Regions from separate parts of the Homo sapiens genome. Here all the other regions are linked to region 3. The links are chromatin contacts, found by Hi-C or POLR2A ChIA-PET in ENCODE. All regions are on one chromosome and are shown on one strand. Each heading gives the region's core, a stretch centred on a gene start or an enhancer-like site at or near the end of the contact. The rest is flanking DNA. Distances are from core to core; before and after follow the strand shown.

Region 1 (3,699 bases), core at 114-2,613, 130 kb after region 3:
AGCAGTGGGACAGTTCCAGCGGCGATTCCGGAACTGCCACTTGCACTCGCGCACGGCACTCTGCAGCCCCCCACTCACGCTGTGCAGGATCCCCGGATTTTGGCGTATCAGACGCCGCTGTTTGCGGCTCAACAGCTGCAGACTGGGCTCGAGTACCAGTTGCAGACTCTTGGAGTCTGTAAGCAGGTTCGTGGAGGAGGCTACGTTCACAATACCCCTGGTGGGACGTATGATAGCTCAGGCTCAGGAAGGGGATCCGCACCCTAACCATAAAAACTGTGCCACCCGGTCCTCTTCCTGGGGGTATGTGGCTGGAGAGAATGGCGGGAGATTAATAATACCCGCTCTCCCAGGCTCACTAATTTGAAAGAACTGGGCGTCCAGACTTGTGTGTGCCCAGTAGTCCCAGGGCTGCTCGCCTGAGCCCTAGGTCCGGAGACTGGACAGAGGAGGTACCCGGAGACCGAGTGTCTACCTTGGATCTCCGAGCCTCTTCCGGTCAGCCTGAGCGAGATAATCATGGCCTGCAGTTCTTGCCCACCCAAGGCGTGAAATGCTTAGGAGTCCCACCCTCTTCTCCCCTCCTTTCTAGGCGAACTCCTGGCCCTTCACTTCCCGAGGTGGGGAAACCTGTGGTGAGCCACCGCCGTGAGGCTGGAGTTGGCGCTCAAAGGGGAAGGGCGGTGCTAGATGAGAGTGGGCTCCCTGCCTGGGGTATCTTAGGCCTCCGCGGGCGGATCATTCGCCCCACTTGTACAGAGCTGGAGTCTGGGGCAGTTTCATGCCAGATCGCCCTTCGGTGTCGCGGAGGGAAGTCAGAGCGGGGAGGGAGCCTGTCGGCAGACGGATCCCAGAGCGTGGGAGCTGGGTAGGGTTGGCCCCTGGCTCTGTGCCGCGGGACAAGTGGCGACCCCGCACCAGCTCACTTACCACCATCGGCCACTGCTGTTGGCAGCCAGGGCTGCGGGCAGAGCGGCCAGCGCCAGCAGCAGCGTAGCAGAAACCCAGCCAGGCAACAGCGCCCAGAGCCCCATGGCCTGCCTGGCTTTGCCCGCTCTGTGCTGCAGTTGCGGCGACTTTGGTTGTTGCCCGCGACGGTGGGACGGGACGCGGCGGTGGCGGCAGTGGCGAGAGTTCGCAGTCTGGCTTTAACAACCCTGGGGGCGGGCGGCGGACAGCATGGCTCGCGGTCCCGGCTGGTGGGCTGAGGCGGCCACGGCGGGCGGCACCGCCTCTTATAGTTGCGGCGCTGGCTGAAGTGACGGGAGGAGGCTGCCCCTCCGGGCCGCACTGTGGCACCAGGGCGCACCGGTTAGGGGCGCAGACAATGGGCAGCGAGCGGGGCTGTGGTTCCCGCCCGTCTGAGCCGAGAGCTGACGGGTTGGCCGTCGGGGCTCACCCCCGCCCCCTGCCCGGTGGCCCCCGCCTCCGGGCCTGCACTGGCCGCGGACCCCTCCCCTTGGGACACCCTCCCACGCGCGCCCGCCTCACTCAGCTGAGCGTCCGGAGCCCGTCGAGGACTAGCATCCGCCAGGGGGCGCGGCGAGAGTGTGCTGCGGGGAGAGCCCGCCAGGGGCCCAGCCCGCCTCGCCGCCCGCGGTGGGGTTGTCCCCTCGACGTCACCCCGGGCCCCTCCGACGTCCCCTCTCTCCCCCATCCTGAGTGTCGGAAGGAAAGCTGTGGTTCTGGGCAGCGACTCCGGGGAGATGCTTAACCGCCCAGGAACCCCCGATGGCTGGACAGAGAAGGAAAAAGGGGAGACGGGGGCGTGAGTGCGGCTGTGGTCAGGGAAATCCCGGGGATGAGTTGTGGGGGTGAGCTAACCAAAAGGAGCCTAGCGGTGGAGAGAAACCTAAAGCAACAGGCAGTTTGCTCATGTGCGCCAGAAGAAGCGCACAAGTGGCTGTGTGTGTGTGTGTGTGTGTGTGTGTGTGTGAAGTGGAACAACGTGAATATGGGTGGGAGTGAGAATGTGCTGTGTTCTGAGGGTGCATCCTCCTGTGTGTTGGTACGTGCAGAAACTCCTTGTTCTGACGAAGGATGTTAGGAAACTTTCCAAAGAATTTTGGAATTTAGCTCAAGTCAGAAAAGGTCATGGAGTCACCTTGTCACAGTCACCGCCTGGGGCAGTGTGTCAGGAAGGAGGTGGCAACTGTCGACAGGAGACTCAGAAGCATGATTGAGGGATGCAGAGTGTCTGGACTGTGTGTGGAGTGGGTGGATGAGCATGTGCATGGGAAGATTAAATATGTGTGTATGCGTCATTCTGTTGCCCTTTGTACCTCGTGGCATCCTATGGCGTGTCACACTGTGGTATGTGTCAACCAGTGCATGTCATTGGGGGAGAGAGCCGAGCCTACAACCAAGATGGTATTGAGGTGAACCCAGCCTGGAGTGGCTAAGTCTCTGAGGCCTAGGCTCAGAAAGGATGGGAAATGGTGCGGATGTCCACTGTATGTATGGTGATGGAGAGGACTGGGAAGACAAGGGTTGCTGGCTACATTGAACCTAGATGAGGAAACTTGTGCCTCCATGTGTTTGCTTCTCTTTGGATGTTTCTGCCAAGTTTCTGTCTTTCCCTAAAGCTCTAGTTCCCACCACACTGGGATACCCAGAGTGCCTGTGACCATCTCATCCATTGTACACTTTTCTCTTCTCTCCCAGGGACTCCTACTCAGCTTCAAGGCCATTTAGGCCTCCTATTGAAGAAGTGACAGGCTGGGCGCGGTGGCTCATGCCTATAATCCCCGCACTTTGGGAGGCCGAGGCAGGTGGATCATGAGGTCAGGAGATCGAGACCATCCTGGCCAACATAGTGGAATCCCATCTCTAATAAAAATACAAAAATTAGCTGAGTGTGGTGGCGCACACCTGTAGTCCCAGCTACTCAGGAGGCTGAGGCAGGAGAATGGCTTGAACCCGGGAGGTGGAGATTGCAGTGAGCCGAGATCACGCCATTGCACTCCAGTCTGGGCTACAGAGCAAGACTTCATCTGAAAAAAAAAAAAAAAGTGGCTGCTTTTCCCTATATGGGGAATAGGGGGCACTGCCAGCCTGGTTATCATGCCCCACCACCACACACATGGCCCCTGGAAGGAGGGAAGATCTCTTCTCTCTCCCCATTTTGCAGAATTAAAAATAGATCAGGCACTTGTCCAAGGTCCACGTCTAATAAATGAATCAATGGTAGAGCCAGATTAAAACCCAGACCAATTTGACTCAAAGCCCATGCTCTTTCGACCTTACCAGCTGCTTGCCAGTGTGCAGCAATTACAGGCTGGGAACCCTTCTCAAAATTGATGGGTAAAAATAATTTTTTGGGCCTTTCTGCCTCCCTTTTGAGTTCTAGCTCTCATTTTTTTCATCTCCCTTGTCTTTTAGGATGCCTTCTGACTGAGAAATTTCCCCAGGCCTGAACCTAAAGTCTCAAGTCCCAGAAATGACTAGGATTCCCTTCTAAGGCAGGGAAATCACTCTAAGGAATAAATGCCAGGTAAGTTTCATTAATATTCCCGGGCACTTGTGTTTTAAATGAGATGCATATTAACCCAAATGAAGCCTGATGGAAGTTATTTTAGAAAGAAATGTCCTTCTTTCCCTTTTTTCTTCCCTTTTGCCCAGCCTAGTATATCTGGCCCTTCCAAGGATCCACCCCAGAGGGAAAAGGTGTAGTGGTCCAGCACCCTCCGTAGATCCAAA
Region 2 (3,645 bases), core at 525-3,024, 240 kb before region 3:
AGTGCTATTTATCTCATATCCCTTGTCCTAGCACCTCAGTCCCATTCTTTACAACCACAGTGACTCCAGATTTAGAGGAGAAAGCTGTTTAAATTTCAGACTTCCCCTGAGACCCATGACCCCAAATGACTCATGGGGGGATGTGTGGAGGGGCAGGGCTGCATTGGATGCTTTTCCAAAGTTCCCACACATTTTGAAAGCCTCTGCCTTACCCCTGACTTAACTCCAACTGTGGCTGCCCTCCCACACCTGGCCCAGGCTTTAGCCACTCTCCTGCCTTCCTAACTCTCCAGGCCATGAGATTTTCCCACAGGTCAAACTTGAAAGGGGTCCTGAATTCCCTTTATTAAAATATTCTGGAAAACTTCGTTTGACCTAGACCTTGGCACCCCACAATTCAACCACCTCTTTCGGAGGCCGGCTTGGAAAGCCACTCCACAGCAGCTGGACAAATCCTCACAATATCAAACTGGACGCCAAGCGTGCCTGCCAGTGTCCCCTCTATCTGGAGCGACCACCAGCCAGCACCCGCTACTTCCAAATCAAGTGGCCATACCTGGGTGCCCCGCTCCCAGACCGAGTCAGACCAGTCATTTCCTTTGACCACAGAGTGAAAATGGCCCGTCTCGCCCTGCTCCCACTTCCATCCAAATGGACTTTGTCTTTTGTGTCTGTTGTGTCACGGAAGTCCGGCTTCCCCAGGCCAGGCTCCTCCCCAGGGCCCTCCCCGGCCCCCTGGGGATCACATTCCCGCCTGGGACTCCTCCCGCCCGCCCTCGCGGGGAAACTCGGTGCAAGGCTCTGCAGACGCCTGCAGCTCCGGTGGGCTCAGTGCCCAGCCCGGGCCCAGCTCCTCCCACACCACCGCACCATGGCCGCCAGGTGGCGCTGCCGCCGATGGAAGGGGGGGTCCGGGCGGTCCCCAGACACCTTGTGCGGGTACCGAGGCACAGCAGCACAGGACTGCCCCTATGGAGGGGCTGCCTGGCAGGAGCAAGGGACGCTCCTATCTGTAGTGCTAAAAAAAAGGATAAACTCCTGTAAATGCAAGAATACGTCCTTGATTACCTCCTCCCACCCCCACAAATTGAAAGGTGACTCCTCCCTCACCTCAAGCTGCACGCTCCTCTCTTCACGCTCCGTTGACCTTCAAGACTGGATGGTTCCACCTCCAATTCCCTTAAGGCAGAGACATCCACGGACAGGCTGCAGTGAGGGACATCCAACCCAAGCTGTCCTCAACCCCCCACAGGGCTTGCTTGCCTCACCGGCCCACCTCCGAGCCTTCCAGTTAGGGGCTCTGCTTCTGCACCTGAGCCTGAGACCTGAGGAGCCTCCCAATCCAGGGCTGCTCTGTCCCGCGGGCTATGAACCAGAGGGAGAAACGGGAGCAGAGGGTTGGAGGGCAGGAGGCTCGACCAGGAGGGCGAGGCCGCAGCCCGAGGCTCGTGGTAGTCTGCCTTCCTGCGCCTCTGCGCTGCAACGGAGCTGCAATGCAAGACGCCTTCATTTCAATGTCCCGGGCTCCAATCCCGGGTTCTACTCCGTGAACTTGGCTAAGTCATGCAGCTTCTTGGGCCTCAATTTCCTTCTCTGGCAATCTCGTGGATCTCCGAGGTCCCCCAGTCTGGACTTGCGGGGGCTTCGGGGGACGGTCGGCCTCGCGGGTGTCACCTCCCGGCAGTAGGCAGAGCGCTTCCCTCCAAACGCCCTCAGCCCTCATCTCGGCCTGGAGAGGAAATGCTGCTCTCTATATGACCTCTTAGGGCTCACTGAGGGGCCTAGGCTGGGAGGGGCCCCAAAGCGACGCCTCAGACTGCTGGGGGGCGGGGGCGGACAGGAGCGCTGAATAATGAATGAGACTTAATTGGGCCCGCACTGCGCGACGGCGCGCTAAGCTTTGCAAACAGCGTGGGCGGCGGCGGCCGCCGCTGGACAAACAAACTATCTCCCGGCTCAGGTGGTGGGGCGGGGGCGGCAGCCATACAAGGGAGAGGGAAGGGGCTGGCCGCCGGGGCACCCGGGGCCGCAGCGCGCCCCCAGGTTTACTTCCCGAGGAACCCAGAAATGCGGGGCTGCGCTGGCGGCCCAGAGAGTGGGGGTCGGGAAGGGGCTCAGGGTTCGATCTCAGGAAGGGAGGAGTGGGGAGGGAGAGAAGCGGATTGTGCGGGGAGAGCCAGGGGCCCAAGGGCAATGTAAGCGCGAGGAAAAGCTGAAGAAACGAGTGGAGGGCAGAGGAGAGGGGAGAAGTGAGCGAGGAAAAAGCGCACCGGGGGAGGGGCGACGGGGTCGGGGGAGCGGGAGAAGAGCTGTTACCGGGAGGAAAGGGAAGAGCGATGGAGGAACAAGCGAAGGAAGGCGCAAGGGGCCGGGAGAAGAGGAATTGAAGAGTCAAGGAGAGGGATGGGAGGTGACCGGAATAAGAACGAGGGGGCGGCAGGGCGGGGGGAGGCGCCCCTGCCTCCGCCTCGCCCTGCAGCGCTCCCGGCCTAGCGCTCTCTCCAGCCGCCCGCACTCACTTTGTCACAATTACGGGGCCGTCACTCCGCCCGGATTGTTTTCCCCAAATTGTTGTTCTATAAACTGGTGCAGAGTGGGAGGTGGGGGGATCTGACAAACTGCAGCGAGAGGAAAGGGTCTGAGCTGTGGTGCGGGGCGCGGTGGTGCATTTACCCGCAAACTGGCCCCGCGTGGGCGGAGGAATCCAAAAAACCCACGCAGGAATTCTGGTTGCTGCCCCAGCTTCGTCGCTGACCCCGCTTTTAACTTTTTGGCTATTCTCAGCATCGGCTGCCTCGGTTTCCCCAGCAGAGCGTGACAAGGATCGGAGGCTGGGGTGGTGGAGGCGCTTGTAGGTGGGGTCCAAACCGTCCTGCCTGTCCCATTCTGTCTTGTTCTTTACTACCCGGGTCTCCCCGGCGGGGGATGGGTGGTCTATCCCAGCCCAGCGGTCCTCAGAGCGACCTCGAGTGCCTTCTTCCCCCGTGAGTGAGGCTTCTGCCCTCACCCGGTCTGGGCCATCTCCTACCCCGCCTGTGCCCTCCGACCCTCTGCCCTGCGCCGCTCGGTGTCCCAGCCTTTCAATTCGGCAAACATACGTTGCGCGCCCACTGAGTGCCAGCGCTGAGCCAGCCTCACCCCGCCGCCTCTCCCCCCCGCCACCCGCCCCTTCCCGGCCGGCCCGGCCTGTCGGCTCCGTGACAGCAGCCGCCGAAGCCCCGGCCCCGCGGGAGCGGCCAGAGAGGAGCCGCCGCATGGCTGGCTCCGACACTGGCCTCCCCGGCGGCTCCAGGGGCAACGAAGGGTGGCGGCCGCTGAAGCGAGACTGGAGCCTGCTGGGGGAGTTGGCAGGGCTGAGCGGGGGAGGGGGAGGCCCTGGGCGGGCTTCTCTCTGGTTCTCTAAGGCCTGTCGTTCTCATTCCGTCGCCCTCCGGTACCGCCCGGGTCCCGACCCCTCCTGGCTTCGCGAGCCTGGGACGTGGTAGGCTCCCCACGCCCCCTCCCCCAGCCCAGGTGATTTACACGCGGGCTCCGCGAAGCGGCCGCTTCCCAATCAGGAATATCGACCCCGGGCGGGGCCCCCGGGCCGCATCGATCCCTCTAAGGCTCGGGATTTAAAAATGTCAAATTTGCCTTTTCCAGGCG
Region 3 (3,314 bases), core at 735-3,234:
TCTGTGTGTCTTTAATTCCTCTAGTGCCGCTGGGTTAGGGTCTCCCCGACCGAGCTGCTCTCAGCACCTGACTTCAGGTAATCCACCCGTCTCGGCCTCCCAAAGTGCTAGGATTACAGGCATGAGTCACCGCGCCCGGTCTTATGGCCAATTTCTTTTTCTTTTCTTTTTTTTTTTTTTTTGAGATGGAGTCTCGCTCTGTCACCCAGGCTGGAGTGCAGTGGCGCGATCTCGGCTCACTGCAAGCTCCGCCTCCCGGGTTCACGCCATTCTCCTCCCTCAGCCTCCCGAGTAGCTGGGACTACAGGCACCTGCCACCACGCCCGGCTAATTTTTTATGTTTTAAGTAGAGATGGGGTTTCACCGTGTTAGGCAGGATGGTCTCGATCTCCTGACCTCTTGATCCGCCCGCTTCAGCCTCCCAAAGTACTGGGATTGCAGGCGTGAGCCACCGCGCGCGGCTAATGGCCAATTTTTAACTGCTCACTGAACTATGCAGCTGGATGTTGCTTTAAGAATTTAGAGGAGGTCGGGTCTGTTGGCTCACGCCTGTAATCCCTGCACTTTGGGAGGTCAAGGCAGGCCGACAGCTTGGGCCCAGGAGTTCAAGACCAGACTGAGCAACATGGCAGAATCAGCTAAGTGTGCTGGTGCCTGCCTGTGATCCCAGCTGCTCAAGAGACTGAGATGGGAAGATCACTTGAGCCTTGGAGTTGGAGGCTACAGTGAGTCGTGATCGCACCACTGCACACCAGCCTGGGCGACAGAGTGAGACTGTCTCAAAAATAAATAACTTAAAAGAAAATCTCCCTTCGTCTAAATCCTGTCTACTTCCAAGACACACACACACACACACACACACACACACACACACACACACACACACACACACACACACAAAATCTTGGCCGGACGTGGTGGCTCACGCCTGTAATCCCAGCACTTTGGGAAGCCGAGGCGGGCGGATCAACTAAGGTTGGGAGTTCAAGATGAGCCTGACCAACATGGAGAAACCACGTCTTTACTAAAAATACAAAATTAGCTGGGCGCGGTGGCGCATGCCTGTAATCCCAGTTACTTGGGAGGCTGAGGAAGGAGAATCGCTTGAACCCGGGAGGCGGAGGTTGCAGTGAGCCGAAATCACACCATTGCACTGCAGCCTGGGCAATAAGAGCGAAACTCCGTCTCAAAAATAAATAAAGAAATAAAAGCTGAATCACAACATCTTCCTCTGAAGTGTTGTTGTGACGTTAAAAATGAGATAATAGGCTGGGTGGGTCACGCCTTGTAATCCCAGTACTTTGGGAGGCCCATCACTTTGAGACTAGGAGTCCGAGATCAGCCTGGGTAACATGGCTGAGATAACGACTATAAAGTGAATGGCACATAGTAAGTGGTTAGCTAATGTTTGACTCAGCCCCACTCTTCAGTGATCCTTGTGGGCATTTCTTCACAAAGTTGCAAGGTATTTCTGTAGTCCTCTCTCCAGTATTTTTCAGTATTTGTTCTAGCACACACTAGGTCTTCCACAAAAATGATTGAATGAAAACTCCTGGCAGCGGGAAAGCGGGGTGGGGATGTGGGGAGGGGCACCCCAACACAAACACACAGAAAATGCTACTACAGAACATCGGTTACTGGGCAGCGGTACATTTCAGAACCCCTAGGGTGCCCTCACATCCTGCCTGGCTGGCCTGCTTCAAACGGTTCATTTAACCAAGGTCATACTAAAATGTTGGCTGCTACTAAAATCCAGGAACCTTCACTTTTCCCAGATAAGAGAGACAGTTGCTCTATTAGTATGGGCAGCGGTAGGCCCAAAAGATCCCGCCTTCCTCCACAGGGCGAGCCTATCAGCGCTCCTCCAGCGATGAACGACAGCTCTCCAGGAGCCAATGAGTTCCTCCCCCTGGAAGGAACCCGCCCATCCCTTGTGTCGTCACTAGATCTCTTAAAAAGATGGACCCTCAGCGGCGCTTCCTCGTAGCGAGCCTAGTGGCGGGTGTTTGCATTGAAACGTGAGCGCGACCCGACCTTAAAGAGTGGGGAGCAAAGGGAGGACAGAGCCCTTTAAAACGAGGCGGGTGGTGCCTGCCCCTTTAAGGGCGGGGCGTCCGGACGACTGTATCTGAGCCCCAGACTGCCCCGAGTTTCTGTCGCAGGCTGCGAGGAAAGGCCCCTAGGCTGGGTCTGGGTGCTTGGCGGCGGCGGCTTCCTCCCCGCTCGTCCTCCCCGGGCCCAGAGGCACCTCGGCTTCAGTCATGCTGAGCAGAGTATGGAAGCACCTGACTACGAAGTGCTATCCGTGCGAGAACAGCTATTCCACGAGAGGATCCGCGAGTGTATTGTGAGTGCGGGGCCCCGGCGAGGAGAAGCGGGGGTTGCGGGAGACGGGGAGGTTGGGGTCCGAGCCCACCTGGTCTCAGAGTGCCGTCAAACCATGCCTGGGCCAGCGGCGGGCGACGGAGGCCTCCGTCCGGGCAGAAGGGCGGGTGCCCGGCTAGCGATCCCCTAGATGGGATCAGCTGGGTCCCTGAGCGATAAACAAAGGCCGTCGTTTCCGTTCCTCCCCCACACGCCCCTCCCCTGCCCCTCCCTCCCACCCCTCACCCAGCGCGTCTTCCTGTTGGGGGTCTCCGGGGTCTGAGAGCCTGCGGAGTCTGCCTTAGTCTGATAATCGGGGAAGGATGGGTTTGCTTCTCAAACTGGGTTGAGGGCAAACTCAGCTGACGTTGGATGAAGGGGAGACGTCGTCACACTGAGCTTGATTCCAGAAAAGAGGGGAGGTGTAGGGATGGCAGACGGGAGGAACCTGGGGACTTGGTGGGTCATCTGCTTTGGAAGAAAGGAGTCTTGCTGGGGTGGATCCTAATATGTAGAGATGAGGAACAACCAAGTATTCCCCCGTCTTTTTTCTTTCTCATTGGTGTTTGTTTGAAACCCTGCAAGGCTGGGTTCCCAGCCTCTCAGCCATTCCGGGGTTTCCCCAGTGAGTGGTCCTCCCAGGGCTTCAGAGGGTACCTGGCTGCTGTTCCTTACGCCCTCCCTGCCACTTAGAGCGACAACTGAACCTTGCGCACAGAAGTGGACTACTCAATTCTGGGGTAGGGGTACCCAGTGGAGCTTAGGGTGTCATATCTTTCTCAGCCTTGCTTTGAATTTTCACCTCTCTCCTTTCTCCTGTGTCCTTCCCCAGAGCTCACCAGGGCAACCCTCATCTCCAGATAGTAAATGGAAAGGGAATGGTTTGGAAAAACAGAAAGAAATGTTAGTAAGTGTGGGAATCCATTGTTGGGGTCATTCCCTTCATTTTT
Region 4 (3,772 bases), core at 91-2,590, 180 kb before region 3:
GAGACTCAATCTTGCGCTCTAGTTCCAGGCGGGACAGAGTGGCATCGTCCACGTCCTTCGAGGGGTGGCAGTGGAGGTTCAAGATAAGTTAGGGGCTGCGCAGACCAAGGAAGGACCAGGCCTTCCCTGTCTGCCTCAGGAGGCATCTGGGTTACCCCCTTCTCCCCGCGCCCACCGATGCCACCTCTGGATACTGAGATCGGGGGTAGCGGTGGGGAGGCTGAACTCGGAGAGGGGCTCGGACTCACCTTGCGGAAGAGCACGAGGTTGTGCTCCGCGTCCTCCCGCTTGCGCGTCTCCTCCTCCAACCTGACGGGAAGAGCGTGCAGAGGCTGAACTGCGGGGTCGCCGCCCAGCTCGCACCCCAGACCGCACGCCCCCCAGGATCCGGTTAGAGGCTGTTCTGCTGCCCAGGACTCTAAATGGAGGGCTGAGGCTGTCTAATGGAATTGCCCCGCATTGTCTCTAACGGACTGGGAGCTGAAAAGGGGGTTTCCTCATTACTCAGGGGAGGCACAGATACCCACTTCTCCCACCTCCCCAAACACTCAGAGCAAAGGGGTAGCGGGGGGCACTTGGAGCCCGTGGGCAGGGATGCTGCCCGCACACACCTGGGTTGGTAAGGGGAGCCACACCCTTGGGCTGCTGATGGAGAGGGGAAGCGAGGGGAGGCAAGAGCAGCCGCCTCGACGGCCGCTTCGACCTCGCCTCGACGGCAGCGGCCCAGCCCTGCCCCCTGACCTCTGCTTGAGCGCCGCCAGGTCCTCCGCCAGCCCGTCGCGCTCCACCTGCACCCGGTCACGCTCGCGGCCCAACAGCTCCAGCTCTCGCCGCAGCTCGCGCAGCTCCTGCTGGCACAGCTGGTCGGCGCGCGCCGGCTCCTGGCCCCGGGCTTGGCTCAGCTCCCCGCGCAGGGCCGCGTTCTGCTGCTCCAGAAAGCGTACCTTCTCGATGAAGTTGGCGAAGCGGTCGTTGAGCTCCTGCAGCTCCTGCTTCTCGTTGCTGCGCGTGGCCAGGAACTCCTGGTTGAGGGCCTCGGCCATGGAGAAGTCGAGGCGCTCCGAGGGCAGGCGCAGGAGGGCGCCCGCTCCCGCTCGGGGGCTACGGAAGCTGCCCAGGCGCACCGAGGAGCTCGGGGACGCGGAGCCCAGCAGGCGGCTGCTGGAGAAGCGGGAGCTGGACGAGTAGGAGAAGGCCCCGGGGGATAGTGAGGGCGGTGGACCGAAGGTACGGCGGTATGAGGTGGAGCTGAAGCCGGCCCGGAGGCCCGACGGGTGGTGGCTCATTGCGGCCAAGGATGGGCAGTCACCGTTCGCAGAGCTAGGCCGGGGGCTGGGAAGGAGCCGCAGACCGCTGCGAGGCGGCTTTATAGCCCTGCGGTCTCAGGGGGGGCACGGGCAGCTCCTCCCACTGGCCTGATGGCCCGCTGGAGGGGGGTTGTATGGGGAGGGGGATGCCCCACCCCTGCGGAACAGCAGGAGCGCCTTCCCCTCCCTTCCCTGGTTGCAGGCCTCTACCCACTTGATTGCCCCCTGTTGCCGCTGGGGTGGGGGTCACTTCCTCCCAACAAGCACCCAAAGCTAGAACCTAGGGTAGGAAGGCCTGACTTGAACTAGAGTCCCTGAAAATTGCGAGGTAGAAGGACCTGAAGTTAAAGGGCAGGCTTCTGGCACAGGAGTAGGGAGGAGGCCAGCTGGAGGGAGAGTTGACCTGGCTTAGGCCCCATAGCTAGTGCCTTGACTTGCCCCCTGAAGGCCAGGCTCTATTTTCACCTGCTGTCAGCTACCCCTCCTTCACCACACCCAGAGAGGAATAGGAGACAGGGGCGCAGAGGCAGATCGGGCTGGGGAAGAGCTACTCTCCCTAATCCCCAGGGCCCTGTGAAGGGCTGGTGCCTGGCGCCAGCTCTGCTGCTAATGGGCTGACCAGCCCCCCTCCCCCTCCCCTGAAGACGGCCCAGCAGAGGTTGTCTGCTGATGTTTCAGCCTTAAAGACACAGCCCCCAAACCTAGACCTACCCCGCAACAAGCCCCAATGAGGTGGGTACATCATAGGGGGCTGAGGGTGGCTGGACCCAGCTCTGGATCCCACTCGGGAGGGTCTGCCCCATGCCACGGGCTGGGCTAAGTGGGCCTTTTGTATTCTGTCTTGGTTTACTGGATTCTCCCTCCCCCCAACCCCACACCAATTGCTGCTCAGTCATGGGCTTTACAGGAACCAGAGTGATTCCTGAGGTAGGAAGGGGAGGGGGCTGAGGGGCAACAGCGGCTGCCAAGGCTGAGAGATGGATGGACTGGCAGGAGCTGGTTTCCAGTATTGATGAGTTGCAGGTACCAGGGATGGGTGGGGCTGGATGGGGAAGAGATGGGGAAAGAGAAAGTGCCCATCCCCAGCAGTCTGAAAGAGAGAAGGCCCCAGAACAGGTCCACAAACCTGCGCACGCAAACAGATGCATACACACAGCTTTGTATATCTATGCGCACACACACTACATACACACACATACACACACAATCACACATCCCACCACACCCTCCCCTACTCCAGAGTTAGCGAGAAGGCTGATATCTGGCCTTTGTATGTCAAACAGCTTCCAGAATGCAAGCACAACCTGCCCAGGAGTGGACAGAGGCAGCTCGGATGGTCTGCAGGAGCCGGGTTGCTGAGGTCTGCTGGGTTTGCCAGGAACCATAGGGCTGGGGCTGCTGCTGCTGCTGGGGACTCCAGCGCTGTCCTGTGAGACAGGTCTGCCTCAGATGGGACCTGAGGACAAGAGAGTGCATCTGGGGAAGCAGGTTTCAGGTTCCTGCCTGGATATCTGGCTGGGGGTAAGGAGGGCGGCTCCCTGGCTGGCCAGCTCCTCAGTATTGCAGGGCAGCAGCCCCCTCCCCCCTTTGTGCGTCCTGTGAGATGGGCCAGGGCCAACGCCCTGCTCACGTCCCTACCGCCTTCGTCTCCTTTCCAGGCCCCTCCTTCCTTCCGGGCCATTAGTCTCTCCCTGCACAGCTGCCAGTTCCTTCTCCTTGATGGGTCTGGTTTGGTTGCCAGGGGAGTGGGAAGCGGGAGGAAGGGAGAGATGGGACAGGACGAATAAATGACAGCTTGGCCTCCCCTAACTCCTGGGAATTGGGAGGGGTAGGGTCCCACCCGGGATAGGGCCGGGAGGCTTGGTGGGTGTGAGGAGGGGCTAGGGAAGCCTTGGTGCTTCCTGCCGCAGTCCTGGGCACTGAGCCCCAGCTGCTGTTGGCCTGGAGCCCCATCTATCCCGGATTTGGCCCCACCCTCCAGGAGCAGGGAGCCAGCTCTGCATCAGGAGAGGCGGGCAAGGCCTGGGGAGGACCAGCTCAGGCCCTGTCTACAGGGCACTAGTGGGGGACCCAAGCCTCTGAGAGTAGAGGCTGCTGGGGCTGCAGCTGGGCCTGGGGAGTTCCAGATGGAGTTCCCGTCCTCACCCTGCTTAAGGGCTCCGCTGGCCACCTACATGCCTCGGAGGAGAAGGGACAGAGGGCTGCCACAGCAGGGCTCTGGAGCTGTGGATCAGGCCTGGGTGGGGAACTGCCAGGCAGAAGAGGCTCCTCCCCTAAAGCAGAAGGAGCAGGCCAGCAACTCCAGGCGGAGCAAAGGTAGGCAAAGAGTCTGGGTTAAGAGCCGGGCTCTGGCATCCAGCTGCCACACTTCCCATCTGATCCACCACTCTGTTGTAGAATTTAGGCTCGTCACTACGTCCCTTCATGTCCCTCAAGAAAAGGGAGATAACTAACTGTAGCTTCTA
Region 5 (3,745 bases), core at 375-2,874, 150 kb after region 3:
ATCTCATCCCTTACCATCTTAAATTAAGGTCCCCTTAGCTTGACATTCTAGGGTCATGTTATCAGGTTAACATAAGAGAGAGAACAGACTGGGTTAAGGGACTGTAAGTGCATACACCAGGGATTGATGAGGACAAGGAGATCGACATATATGGCACCTACCAGCTTTTTTTTTTTTTTTCTTTGAGACAAAGTCTTACTCTGTCGCCCAGGCTGGAGTGCAGTGGTACGATCTTGGCTCACTGCAACTTCCGCCTCCCAGGTTCAAGCGATTCTCTGGCCTCAGTTCAAGTAGCTGGGATTACAGGTATGTGCCACCATGCCCGGCTAATTTTTGTATTTTCTGGTAGAGACAGGGTTTCACCATATTGGCCAGGATGGTCTCAAACTCCTGACCTTAAGTGATCTGCCCACTTCAGCCTGCCAAAGTGCTGGGATTACAAGTGTGAACACAGGGCCTGGCCCCAGCTTAGTTCTTCTTGGAAGCAAGGAAACAAACAAACAAAATCAACCAAGGCAATAAATTCATAAGAGCAACAATTTGGGCTCAAGCCTTAGGGAAGAGCCATGTGTTCATTCCCTTATACTGCTGTAAATGAGGAGAGAGGGCACTTAGAGAACCTTCTATTGGCCGGGCGCGGTGGCTCACGCCTGTAATCCCAGCTACTCAGGAGGCTGAGGCAGGAGAATCGCTTGAACCCGGGAGGCAGAGGTTGCAGTGAGCCAAGATGGTGCCATTGCACTCCAGCCTGGGCGACAGAGTGAGACTCTTGTCTCAAAAAAAAAAAAAAAAAAAGGAACCTTCTGTTCTTAGCATTACTAGTGCCCTTCTATCACAGCTATTTTTGTTTCAAGGCAGTTCTGCATGTCTAGACCAGGTGCAAAACGGAGTGTGAGGGAAGTAGGAGTGGGTAGGAAGCAAGAAATATGGGTGCAAAGTCCTTCACCTTTCCTTGGGATACTAAAATCCCTACTCATCTAGGCACACTTCCTCAAACCACACTTCTGAATATTAGGTTTCCACTCTCCGTCTTTCAAGTTCCAACTTAACTGGCTCAGAGTCCAGCTGTTTTCCTTTAGCCTCTTAAGTTCATCACTCTCCTTCCTCTTCCTTATGGGAAAGGATCTCTTGATTCAGACCCCACAGTAATCTAGTCTCAGGAATAGTGAGCAACAACAATGGTGCGGTGAGGGCTTTCAGGGGATGGCAGCTAGCCCAGATTAAGAAATAAAGATGAAGTCTGGCTGGGTAAGGCATGCCACAGCAACGACTGTTCACCCATATCCCGATGCTGGCTTTGCCCAAGGAGCCCCTGGGCCCCGCAGCCCAGCCCGTCTCCTACGCAGCCAACTTGCCGCCTCAGTCCTTAAATTCCAGGCACAACCCTGGAGCTTGGGATTGTCACCTCAGTCCTCACTGTCTCATCCCCATTCACGGCTCCCGCCTCCGCCGCCCACAGCCCCCACACCTGCCCCCGCCCTGACTCCAGCTCCAGCGCCCGGCCGCCGGTGCTGCAGCCGCTGCCATGGTGATGGGTCTCGCGAGAACTGCCGCTAGCTACCGCGCAGCTATCGCGCGATCGGGGAGGTGGGAAGTATCCCGGGCTGGGGGTGGGGGTACGCCGCACAGCTCCAGTCGCCGTCGCGGCTTCCGGTGCTAGGTGGAGGGAAGGAAGGAGGGAGCCGGGGAGTGGGCCAGGGCAGCAGCCGGGCTGAAGTCGGCTTGGGGAGCCAGAGGGAGCGGAGCGGAACCTGCGGGGCAGAGGCGGCGGCCGCAGCGGCGCAGCTGATAGCAGGAACAGGTGAGAGGCTGGGAAGGGAAGGCGGGTCCCGGTAGAGAAGAGGCTCGGTCAGGGTGAGGGCTGAGGAGATAGAGCGCCTCCCGGGCCCCGCCCGGCACTGCTTGGCGTGGGGCGGTGGGATTCTTCCCACCCGAGAGCTCAGAGAGGGTGCGTCGGGCCAGCTTCACGCCTGCCCCCGCATTTGAAGGACGCAGAGCTGGGGTGGGGGTGGGGGGCGCACACGGATTTGTCCTCCGCCTCGCTCAAGGGGGCGACCTGGGCTGCAGTTAGGTTGTCGCCTGCAGGAGGTGTGCTGTTGAGGGAGAGGAAAACCGTCCGAGGAGAGGTGATGAGGGGGCGGTGATGGCTGTTTGTATCTTTTCTGTTAAAGGGCTAGGGAATGCTGCTTTCTTCTACTCCCTCTCCCTCCCCCACCTTAGCAATAGGAGACGGGAGAGAAGCCTTGCTGTGGTTACACCCCCTCCCCCATCATAGGGCAGGGGTGCGTAGGGGGGTTGGGGGTTAGCCAACAGGGCAGGCTGCTGGGGCACCACATGGGCGCTATTGTGGTAGAGGTTGCGCTTTCGAGTCTAGGGAACCGCAGGTTGGGAAGAGGGCAGCAAGTGGGGAGAGGGTGGAGAGGAGGCAGGAGAAGGAGGAGGGGGATCTGATCTTCCTGGGAGAAGAGAGGTGGGGCCTTCCTCCCCAGGCGGAGCGGGGGCGGTCTCACAGGAGGAGGGAGCATCTTGTCACTGGCCCTCAGTTTGTGTCTTCCAATCCGCTTTCTTTCTTTAGGAAGTACCAGGATTCCCGGAACAGAAAATGGAGCCATTGCTTACGCGAATCGTTTGAGGGAAGGGGCGGGAGTTGGGGAGGTGGAGTTCCCTGTTAAAACGGGCCACTTGATTAGCAAAGTGGTAGCTGTTATTTTGGGGGAATTCCCGTCTTGATTGCATTAAGGCGGGTCTCCATCTTTCCAGGCCAGGAGGAATGTGGTGGTGGAGGTGGAGGATTGTGGTATGTGGTCAGGAGTGAGAAGAAATAGTAAGGCCGTCCCGGTGAGGGAGAAATGTAACCTAAAACCTGTCTCTGCTGTTGTTGGATTGGGTCACCCCTGGTCTATGGCATGAAAGTTTTATTGGGAGGAGATCTGCTGCAAGAGTCTGATTGCTTGGGTCAGTGCAACAGGACAGAATCTAGTCGCTGCATACCTCCTTCCCTGTCCTCAATCAGGTAGGTAGTAACAGTCTTTGCTGCTATTTTGTCTTGGGCTTGTTGTTGGGGTAGGTGTTTCCACTTGCCGTGACTTGGGACATGGGACAGTGTTATGGGACAGTGGATTATCATAGCCCATTGGACTTGAGTTTGAAAAACATGTCTGTAAAAGTTCATTCTAAGAAAGAAACTAATCCATTAAGGTTCAGCTTTTCACCGAATGAATGATTGACCTTGGATTCAGCCAGGAAAGGCTCCCATGTATCACATATTCACATGCGTCCTGTTTCCCAGCATAGAATTATTACCTTGCATAGTTAGAATTTTTATAGTTGTCTATCTTGCTTTTCCAAAGAGACTAGACGCTTTTCGACTGCAGGAACTGGATTTCGTCTCCTCTTCCACAATGCCCATGCAAACAGTAGGTACCCATGATGAATTTAGAATGTAAATAGATAGAACTCAACAAGCTTTCTAACTGTAGTTTAAGGAAAGGGCAAGAGATGGCTTGGCTGTCAGCAGAAGTGCCTGGAAATAGCTTAGCAAGGGTACAAAGACCCTTAGCCTTTGTAATTAAGAAGTTTTTGTGTCTCTGCCTTCCTAAGAGGCACAGAATAGGCATAGATAATGGAAACTTAAGACCCAAAAAGAAAAATATTACTAGAACACAGAGTCATTATCTGCAGTCCCAGATTTCCTGCTTCCCCATTGTGGGCAAAGGGGTCTCTCCATCAGACCTAAGTCTTTCAA
Region 6 (3,639 bases), core at 455-2,954, 210 kb after region 3:
TTGTGCCACTGCACTCCAGCCTGGCAACAGAGCAAGACTCCATGTCAAATAAATAAATAAATAAATAATGGAAAAGACTAAGGAGAAGGCAGTAAATGGAGGCAGAATATTAAAAGTAAGACAAAAGAAGGGGTACAGAAAATCCCTTAGAAGAAAAGATAGGATGGAATCAAGAACTCAAGAACCTCCCAAGAGCATAAGGATGGCTGATTGAATTGCTTAGAAATCCAGAACTGCTCTTACCCATGGAGATCTTCTCAACCTTATCCAGGGCCACTGAAGTTGAATCAAGAGGCCAAACAATTTAGTTGAATGGAGCACTGCAGTGGGAATCAATAAACACATGCTGGAGTCCTGGTTCTCTCACTGACTAGCTATGTGACCTTGGGCAAGTCAGTTCCCCTCTGGAACTGAGCCTTCTGACATTGAAATGAAGGTGTGGGACTCATTTCAAGTCACTGGGTGATGTCTACTGTGCCTTATGACTCTACTATTGGATAGTACTGGTTTTGGGCAATAGATGACAAGAAGAGTGGGTCCTCTAAGGGAGAGAGGGATGAAAGCCCAATATTCTATTTTTTATTTCTGTGAAAACCATTATTACCAATAGCCTGGCTTTCTCACAGCCTGTGTCTTGTGAGGGCTTTAAGATGGATTCACTAGGCTCATTCTATTAAGAGGTCAGGAAGCCATACTCAAGGTTTCCTTGGAAAGAGTGCCTACCTTGATGACATTGTCCTTACAGTCCACCACTCGTTCAAATGTTTGGCTGAGGATCTCAATGTCCTTATGAAGTTCTCTGGTCTTGACTTCCCGAAGGACAGTTCTCCACTGTGTGTTAATCTTATTAAGGTTCAGAGCACTGTTGTGTTCCTCCTTGGCCAGCTTGTCCTGTGTGAAGGAATAAATATACCTCCAGGAAGTCAGGGCCTTTCAGTACAACAAACAAGATCACTCTTAATTTATCAGCTGACACCTTACCCCTTTTCGATGGGAACGGCCTGATGGCATTTAGGGAGGGCAAGGGTGAATTTCCTTCAGGGTGGGAGCATCAGAGTAGGATGTTGTTTGTAATGACCTATCTCCAGGGAGAATATCAGCATTCCAGACAGCTGGAACAGCTGACAGGACCTACGGTCCCAGTTCTGGGATTCAGTAAAGATTGCCAAGCCGTATACCACGCACCCCCTCCGTGCTTCGCAGAGAACACCCCCGCCTCCCAAACAATGTTGCCTGAAATCTAAGTATATCTGGGTCTCAGGATTTCCGGAGGAGGGGAGGTCAGGATGAAAATGAGGTTTCCTCAGTGACAGGGCCAGGGCAGGGGGTGGATGGGGTTGAGCAGGACATAATGCAAAAGGCCATCACCTTCAAGAACTGGCTGAGGAGCCTCTCCTTCTTTTTGGCCATCTCCTCCTCTGCCAGCAACTTCTGCTGAAACAGAAGCAGCTGCTTCTCATCGGACAGGGGCGTCTTGGCCATTTTTTCTTTCTTAGGCATGGGGGCAGGGGATTGGATCCGGGAAAGAAGCCTCGGTCTGCCTCGGCCCGCGTTACAGAGCTTAGAAGAAAAATGTCCCTAGAAAGGGGACTTCCAGAAGTGCCCCTGGTTGTGGGCGGTTGTGGGACCGGAGATCTCAGCCCTCGAACAGGAGAGATCCCCGGCTATCAGTGAGGCTGAGCTCTCCCACTGTAAGACGCGTCTAGTCTCCTAGCAACGAGGATATCGCTAACATGGAGAGGCAACAGGCTAGAAGAGTCCCTGTCTTGGAGCGCCCCCTACCCAGTGGAGGACCGCGGTCGGTTTTTGAGAGGGTCCTTTTAACTCTCAAAAATCTGTCTCCTCAGTGCATTTTATTTATTTATTTATTTATTTATTTATTTATTTATTTATTTATTTTTGACATAGAGTCTCTCTCTGTCGCCTAGGATGGGCACGATCTCGGCTCACTGCAACCTCCGCCTCCCGGGTTCAAGCAATTCTCCTGTCTCAGCCTCCCCTCAGTGCACTTTTATAAACCGTCCTCAGAACCCTTGGGAAGCCCAAGATCGTCAAAAAGAGAACCAAGAAGTTTATCCGGCACCAGTCTGACCGATATGTCAAAATTAAGCGTAACCGGCGGAAACCCAGAGGTATTGACAACAGGGTTCGTGGAAGGTTCAAGGGTTAGATCTTGATGCCCAACATTGATTATGGGAGCAACAAGAAAACAAAGCACATGCTGCCCAGTGGCTTCCGGAAATTCCTGGTCCACACGTCAAGGAGCTGGAAGTGCTGCTGTTGTGCAACAAATCTTACTGTGCTGAGATCGCTCACAATGTTTCCTCCAAGAACCGCAAAGCCATCGTGGAAAAGAGCTGCCCAGCTGGCCGTCAGAGTCACCAACCCCAATCCCAGGCTGCGCAGCAAAGAAAATGAGTAGACAGCTCATGTGTATGTTTTCTGTTTAAATAAAACTGTAAAAACTGCAAACAACAACAACAACAAAAACCTTTTTTAAAAAGATAAGTGTTGGAGAGAATGTGGAGAAACGAGAACCCTCATATATTGGTGGTAGAAATGTAAAATGGTGTAGCCACTTTGGAAAACAGTTTGGCAATTTTTTAAAATGTTAAACATAAATTTACCATGTGACCCAATAATTTCACTCTTAGGGATCTGCCTAAGAGAAATGAAAGCATGTATACACACAAAAACTTGCACAGGAATTTTCTTATCTGTCTCACTCATAATAGCCCAGTTGGAAAAATTGGAGACAACCTAAATGTCCATTAACATGTGAATGAGTAGACAAAATATGCTATGTCCATACAATGGAATATTATTCAGAACAAACTATGGATACCAGCTACAATGTGGATGAACCTCAAAAAGAATATGCAGGCTGGGCGCTGTGCCTCACACCTGTAATCCCAGCACTTTGGGAGGCCGAGGCGGGAGGATCGTTTTAGCCCAAGAGATCGAGACTAGCTTGAGCAATGTGGCGAAACCCCTTCTCCACAAAAAATACAAAAGAAGTTAGCTGGGCGTGGTGGTGCGTACCTGTTGTCCCAGCTACCCCAGGAGGCTGAGGTGAGAAGATCACCTGAGCCCCAGAGGTCAAGCCATAGTCAAGCCACTGCACTCCAGTTGGGTGACAGAGCAGCCCTGTATCAAAAAGAAACAACAACAAAAACAAAACAAACAAACCCTTTTTTTTTTTTTAAGACTGGAGTCTCACTCTGTCACCCAGGCTGGAGTGCAGTGCGTGATCTCGGCTCACTGCAACCTCCACCGCCCGGGTTCAAGAAATTCTCCTGCCTCAGCCTCCCGAGTAGCTGGACTACAGGTGTCACCACCATGCCTGCCTAATTTTTGTATTTTTAGTAGAGACGGGGTTTCATCATCTTGGCCAGGTTGGTCTCAAACTCCTGACCTCAAATGATCCACCAACCTCGGCCTCCCAAAGTGCTGGGATTACAGGCGTGAGCCACCATGTTCGGCCAAAAAAACCCCTATGCTCAGTGAAATAAGCCAGACACAAGTGATTACATATTGTATGGTTCCATTTATATGAAATATCCGGAAAAGGCCAAGCTATAAAGACAGAAAGTAGATTACTTTCTTTTCTTCTCCCTTCCCTTCCCTTCCTTTCTTTCT
Region 7 (3,588 bases), core at 707-3,206, 190 kb after region 3:
TGACAAATGCATACACCCATGTAACCCACATCCTTCTGAAAATATAGAGCATTTCATCACCCCTAGAAATTCCCTCCTGCTGAGGGGACTTTTTTTTTTTAAACAATACAAATGAGAGATAATGAAGGCTTCTTATCCTGAGGTGGGAGGGTTGTAGCTATGGGAATGGAAGGGAAGAGCTGGAGAGACTTTGGAAGGAGAATCCAGAGTAGACCCGTTGGATGTGGGAGATGAGAGAAGAACGAATGCTGGTAGCAGAGCCACTAACAGAAACAGGAGATAGGGAGGAAGTCTAGGTTGTTGCAGGTGGATTGGAAGAATGAGTACAGTTAAGACTGTTGGCTGGGCGCATTGGCTCACGCCTGTAATCCCAGCACTTCGGGATGCTGAGGCTGGCGGATCACGAGGTCAGCAGTTTGAGAGCAGTCTGGCCAACATGGCGAAACCCCATCTCTACTAAAAATACAAAAATTAGCCAGGCGTGGTGGTGGGTGCCTATAATCCCAGCTACTCGGGAGGCTGAGAGAAAAGAATCGCTTGAACCCGGGAGGTGGAGGTTGCAGTGAGCCAAGATCGTGCCATTGCACTCCAGCCTGGGCGACAAGAGTGAAACTCCGTCTCAACAAACAACAACAACAAAAACTTTTAAAAAGTGGGCTGGGCGTGGTGGCTCATACCTGTAATCCCAGCACTTTGGAAGGCCGAGGTGGGTGGATCACTTGAGGTTGGGAATTCGAGACCAGCCTGACAGACATGGAGAAACCCTGTCTTTACTAAAAATTCAAAATCAGCTGGGCATGGTGGCGCATGCCTGTAGTCCCAGCTACTCGGGAGCAGAGGTTGCGGTGAGCCAAGATCGCGCCATTGCACTCCAGCCTGGGCAACAGGAGCAAAACTCCTCCCCCTCAAAAAAAAAAAAAAAAAAAGAAATCTGGTGGCTCACGCCTGTAATCCTAGCACTTTGAGAGACCGAGGCAGGCGGATCACCTGACATCAGGAGTTTGAGACCAGCCTGGCCAACATGGTGAAACCCCTTATCTACTAAAAATACAAAAATTAGCCGGGCGTGGTGGCGGGTGTAATCCCAGCTACTTGGGAGGCTGAGGCAGGAGAATCGCTTGAACCTGGGAGGCGGAGGTTGCAGTGAGTGGAGATGGCACCACTGCACTCCAGCCTGGGCCACAGAGCGAGACTCCATCTCAAAAAAAAAAAAAAAAAAAAAAGTGAAGTCTTTACATAAATGGATTACGTGTGCTGCCCTTTGAGAAGTTTGTTGATGAAAGGAGAAAGGAAATAGTAGCACCAGAGGAAAAGATCAGGGATTTACCCTGTTCTTACAGGATAACAGCTCCTTGCTCTTTTCAGCTAGCTTTTCAAAGGACAGGGATAGGACAGCCCCCTGCCTTATTTCGGATACTTGGATCTATAACCTCCAGAAATTCAAGCTGAAGTAGCTGGAGGTCGGAGAGGAATGAGAACTGCCTGGGTGGGGTCTGCCAGCCAGACACTGCCAGGATAGCCACAAGGAGACGACTTGGAAGAACAGACAGCAACCACGTTGGACTCAGGCAGTCCTGGGTTTGAATCCTGTCTCTGTCACCACCTAGCCTGATGACCTTGGGCACATCCTGAGCACCCTGTGCCTTATCTGTAAAATGGAAACAATCATGCCGACCTTTCAGGGTGGTTTTGAGGATTAGAGACTAGCTCCTGACACACAGTAGGTAATCGTAAATGGGTGCTATTGTTTGGCCCGACCCACGTTATAGGACAGAACGTCTAACGGATGCGTCAGAACCTGCGCCCTCCGGATCTTGGAGGGTACAGAGGGCGCCCCTCGGCCTCCTCCCTTTCGGAGGTGGGGACAAGGTGGAGGAAGGGCTGCAGGAGGAGGAGCTCTAGCATCGCGACCCGCCCCGTCCCGTCCAGTCTGGCCTGGGCGCCGCGGGAACGCTGTCCTGGCTGCCGCCACCCGAACAGCCTGTCCTGGTGCCCCGGCTCCCTGCCCCGCGCCCAGTCATGACCCTGCGCCCCTCACTCCTCCCGCTCCATCTGCTGCTGCTGCTGCTGCTCAGTGCGGCGGTGTGCCGGGCTGAGGCTGGGCTCGAAACCGAAAGTCCCGTCCGGACCCTCCAAGTGGAGACCCTGGTGAGGAGATAGTCCCGACCCTCAGCCCCCGTGGGCCGAGCCTTGTTGGGTGGTAATACTGGGGTCTCAGCGAACCTGGGAGCCGGGAGGAGAGGAAGTGCGGGAACTGAGTTGGGGGTGGTGCCGGGTCTAGGGGCGAGAACGGGATCTTTGGAAGAGCATCCGTGACCCCTGTAGTCCGATCGTAGGTGGAGCCCCCAGAACCATGTGCCGAGCCCGCTGCTTTTGGAGACACGCTTCACATACACTACACGGTGAGGGGTCTGGGGGGCCGGGGCGGGGCCTGGGAGGGGGCGGCGCCCTGCTGAAACACGTCAGCTTTGGCTTGGACACGTGGCAAGCGGTTCGGGAGAAGAAACTCGGGGCTCTGGGGTCGTCGAGCACGTGGCGAGGGGAGAGACGTTGCTCTTCCGTGCCTCTTTTCCCTCCTTGCTTTTCTGCCAGTTCCTACCTGGCACGGAGAAGTGCAGGGTGGAGAGATCTCCGAGAAGCGCCAGCCTTCTGGGGCTTCCTGTTCCTTACAGCGGTAAGGGGAACGCTAGGCTGCCGCACTAAGGGGGCTGCCGCCGCCCAGCGGTCCAGGTGTGTGTTGCGCGCCTGCTGGGAGGGAGAGGGTGCTAGATGTATGCTCTTGATGCTCTCTCCCCCCAGGGAAGCTTGGTAGATGGACGTATTATTGACACCTCCCTGACCAGAGACCCTCTGGTTATAGAACTTGGCCAAAAGCAGGTGATTCCAGGTATGTGACCTGTGCCTCCCATTCCACCTCTTCCCAACCTAAGCCCTTTCTTAGCCTCTTCGGCTCCAAAGCTGCCCTGGAAATCCCCCCTGAAATGAGTAAGACCCTAGGGCTCTACGAGTTACCTCCTGAGGTTCAAACCTCACTTCTAGTACTCCACTTGTCCCATATCCTATTGGAAGCCAGAGATTTAAGAAGTGAGGGAAAGGTCAATTGAGGATGGAGGAGGAAGACTTTGATCTTCATGTCATGGGATTTGGGGAAGGTGGATAGCTTCCAGTTCAGTTGTGTCTTCTTCTTCAAGGTCTGGAGCAGAGTCTTCTCGACATGTGTGTGGGGTGAGTATCTCGGCAGGGGTGGGCCTGGGTACCCCCTTTGCATGGGTAGAGGCTTTCTCGGCCATCCTCACTCCTTAAGCAGGAGAATGTGGAATAAAGGACCCTGCTTCCCACTGGACAGGTCCAGGTCAGTGGGACCTCTGAGGGCATTCAAAGCCTCTGTGCCTCTTGCGCTGTTGCTTTTGTCGGGGGAGTTGAGGCACATGGGGAGATGGACACCTTTGCTGGCCAGCCTGTTTGGTGTTCAGGTGGAAAAATTCGTGTTTTGGGTGTGAAGATTCAGGGGGTTTTGCTGAAGGAGCTTCAGCTGGACTGAGGCTGCTGGCCTACCTCTCCTGCCTCTGGCTGTGACTGACATTCCTT

The links. A loop is a pair of places that touch in the nucleus more often than their neighbours do. ChIA-PET counts read pairs that join two places held with the same protein, here RNA polymerase II (POLR2A). Pooled maps may share reads with other maps.
Region 1: a loop to region 3 is called in a pooled map, with 4 times the contacts of the local background. The contact joins the promoter of WNT1 here to the promoter of LMBR1L in region 3. A Hi-C loop is called at or near these places in 5 of 50 pooled maps. POLR2A ChIA-PET finds 5 or more read pairs at or near these places in 7 of 52 experiments (A549, BJ, CD4-positive, alpha-beta T cell and 4 more).
Region 2: a loop to region 3 is called in a pooled map, with 3 times the contacts of the local background. The contact joins the promoter of DNAJC22 here to the promoter of LMBR1L in region 3. A Hi-C loop is called at or near these places in 3 of 50 pooled maps. POLR2A ChIA-PET finds 5 or more read pairs at or near these places in 3 of 52 experiments (A549, K562 and T-cell).
Region 4: a loop to region 3 is called in a pooled map, with 2.7 times the contacts of the local background. The contact joins the promoter of PRPH here to the promoter of LMBR1L in region 3. A Hi-C loop is called at or near these places in 1 of 50 pooled maps. POLR2A ChIA-PET finds 5 or more read pairs at or near these places in 3 of 52 experiments (HepG2, Panc1 and activated B cell).
Region 5: a loop to region 3 is called in a pooled map, with 4 times the contacts of the local background. The contact joins the promoter of ARF3 here to the promoter of LMBR1L in region 3. A Hi-C loop is called at or near these places in 9 of 50 pooled maps. POLR2A ChIA-PET finds 5 or more read pairs at or near these places in 8 of 52 experiments (A549, GM12878, HCT116 and 5 more).
Region 6: a loop to region 3 is called in a pooled map, with 2.3 times the contacts of the local background. The contact joins the promoter of DRC2 here to the promoter of LMBR1L in region 3. A Hi-C loop is called at or near these places in 1 of 50 pooled maps. POLR2A ChIA-PET finds 5 or more read pairs at or near these places in 4 of 52 experiments (OCI-LY7, T-cell, activated CD4-positive, alpha-beta T cell and 1 more).
Region 7: a loop to region 3 is called in a pooled map, with 3 times the contacts of the local background. The contact joins the promoter of FKBP11 here to the promoter of LMBR1L in region 3. A Hi-C loop is called at or near these places in 3 of 50 pooled maps. POLR2A ChIA-PET finds 5 or more read pairs at or near these places in 5 of 52 experiments (CD4-positive, alpha-beta T cell, H1, OCI-LY7 and 2 more).

Annotation. Positions count from the first base shown.
Region 1 is chr12:48,975,986-48,979,684 of GRCh38, reverse strand. It overlaps WNT1 (Wnt family member 1), which reads right to left and starts at 1,363. Exons shown (of 4, transcript NM_005430.4): 1 at 931-1,363; 2 at 1-217. The coding sequence starts at 1,034. RefSeq lists an enhancer at 1-425 and a silencer at 1,309-1,678.
Region 2 is chr12:49,345,017-49,348,661 of GRCh38, reverse strand. It overlaps DNAJC22 (DnaJ heat shock protein family (Hsp40) member C22), which reads right to left and starts at 1,774. Exons shown (of 4, transcript NM_001304944.2): 1 at 1,111-1,774; 2 at 557-1,018. RefSeq lists silencers at 738-957, 2,990-3,109, 3,130-3,229, 3,260-3,449 and an enhancer at 132-1,075.
Region 3 is chr12:49,109,517-49,112,830 of GRCh38, reverse strand. LMBR1L (limb development membrane protein 1 like) reads left to right here and starts at 1,984. Exons shown (of 17, transcript NM_018113.4): 1 at 1,984-2,347. The coding sequence starts at 2,276. RefSeq lists a silencer at 1,238-1,418 and an enhancer at 2,276-2,815.
Region 4 is chr12:49,292,715-49,296,486 of GRCh38, reverse strand. It overlaps PRPH (peripherin), which reads right to left and starts at 1,340. Exons shown (of 9, transcript NM_006262.4): 1 at 742-1,340; 2 at 249-309; 3 at 1-55. The coding sequence starts at 1,286. It overlaps TROAP-AS1 (TROAP and PRPH antisense RNA 1), which reads left to right. Exons shown (of 8, transcript NR_120449.1): 6 at 1-1,227; 7 at 1,952-2,039; 8 at 2,591-3,772. RefSeq lists enhancers at 408-1,324, 1,325-2,242, 2,322-3,084, 3,085-3,772.
Region 5 is chr12:48,955,366-48,959,110 of GRCh38, reverse strand. It overlaps ARF3 (ARF GTPase 3), which reads left to right and starts at 1,624. Exons shown (of 5, transcript NM_001659.3): 1 at 1,624-1,801. RefSeq lists enhancers at 2,297-2,376, 2,432-3,427.
Region 6 is chr12:48,902,198-48,905,836 of GRCh38, reverse strand. It overlaps DRC2 (dynein regulatory complex subunit 2), which reads right to left and starts at 1,704. Exons shown (of 8, transcript NM_033124.5): 1 at 1,369-1,704; 2 at 724-891. The coding sequence starts at 1,500. It also overlaps the pseudogene RPL32P27. RefSeq lists a silencer at 1,698-1,747.
Region 7 is chr12:48,923,860-48,927,447 of GRCh38, reverse strand. FKBP11 (FKBP prolyl isomerase 11) reads left to right here and starts at 1,956. Exons shown (of 6, transcript NM_016594.3): 1 at 1,956-2,148; 2 at 2,337-2,402; 3 at 2,800-2,887; 4 at 3,192-3,225. The coding sequence starts at 2,020. RefSeq lists enhancers at 1,591-1,690, 2,951-3,010.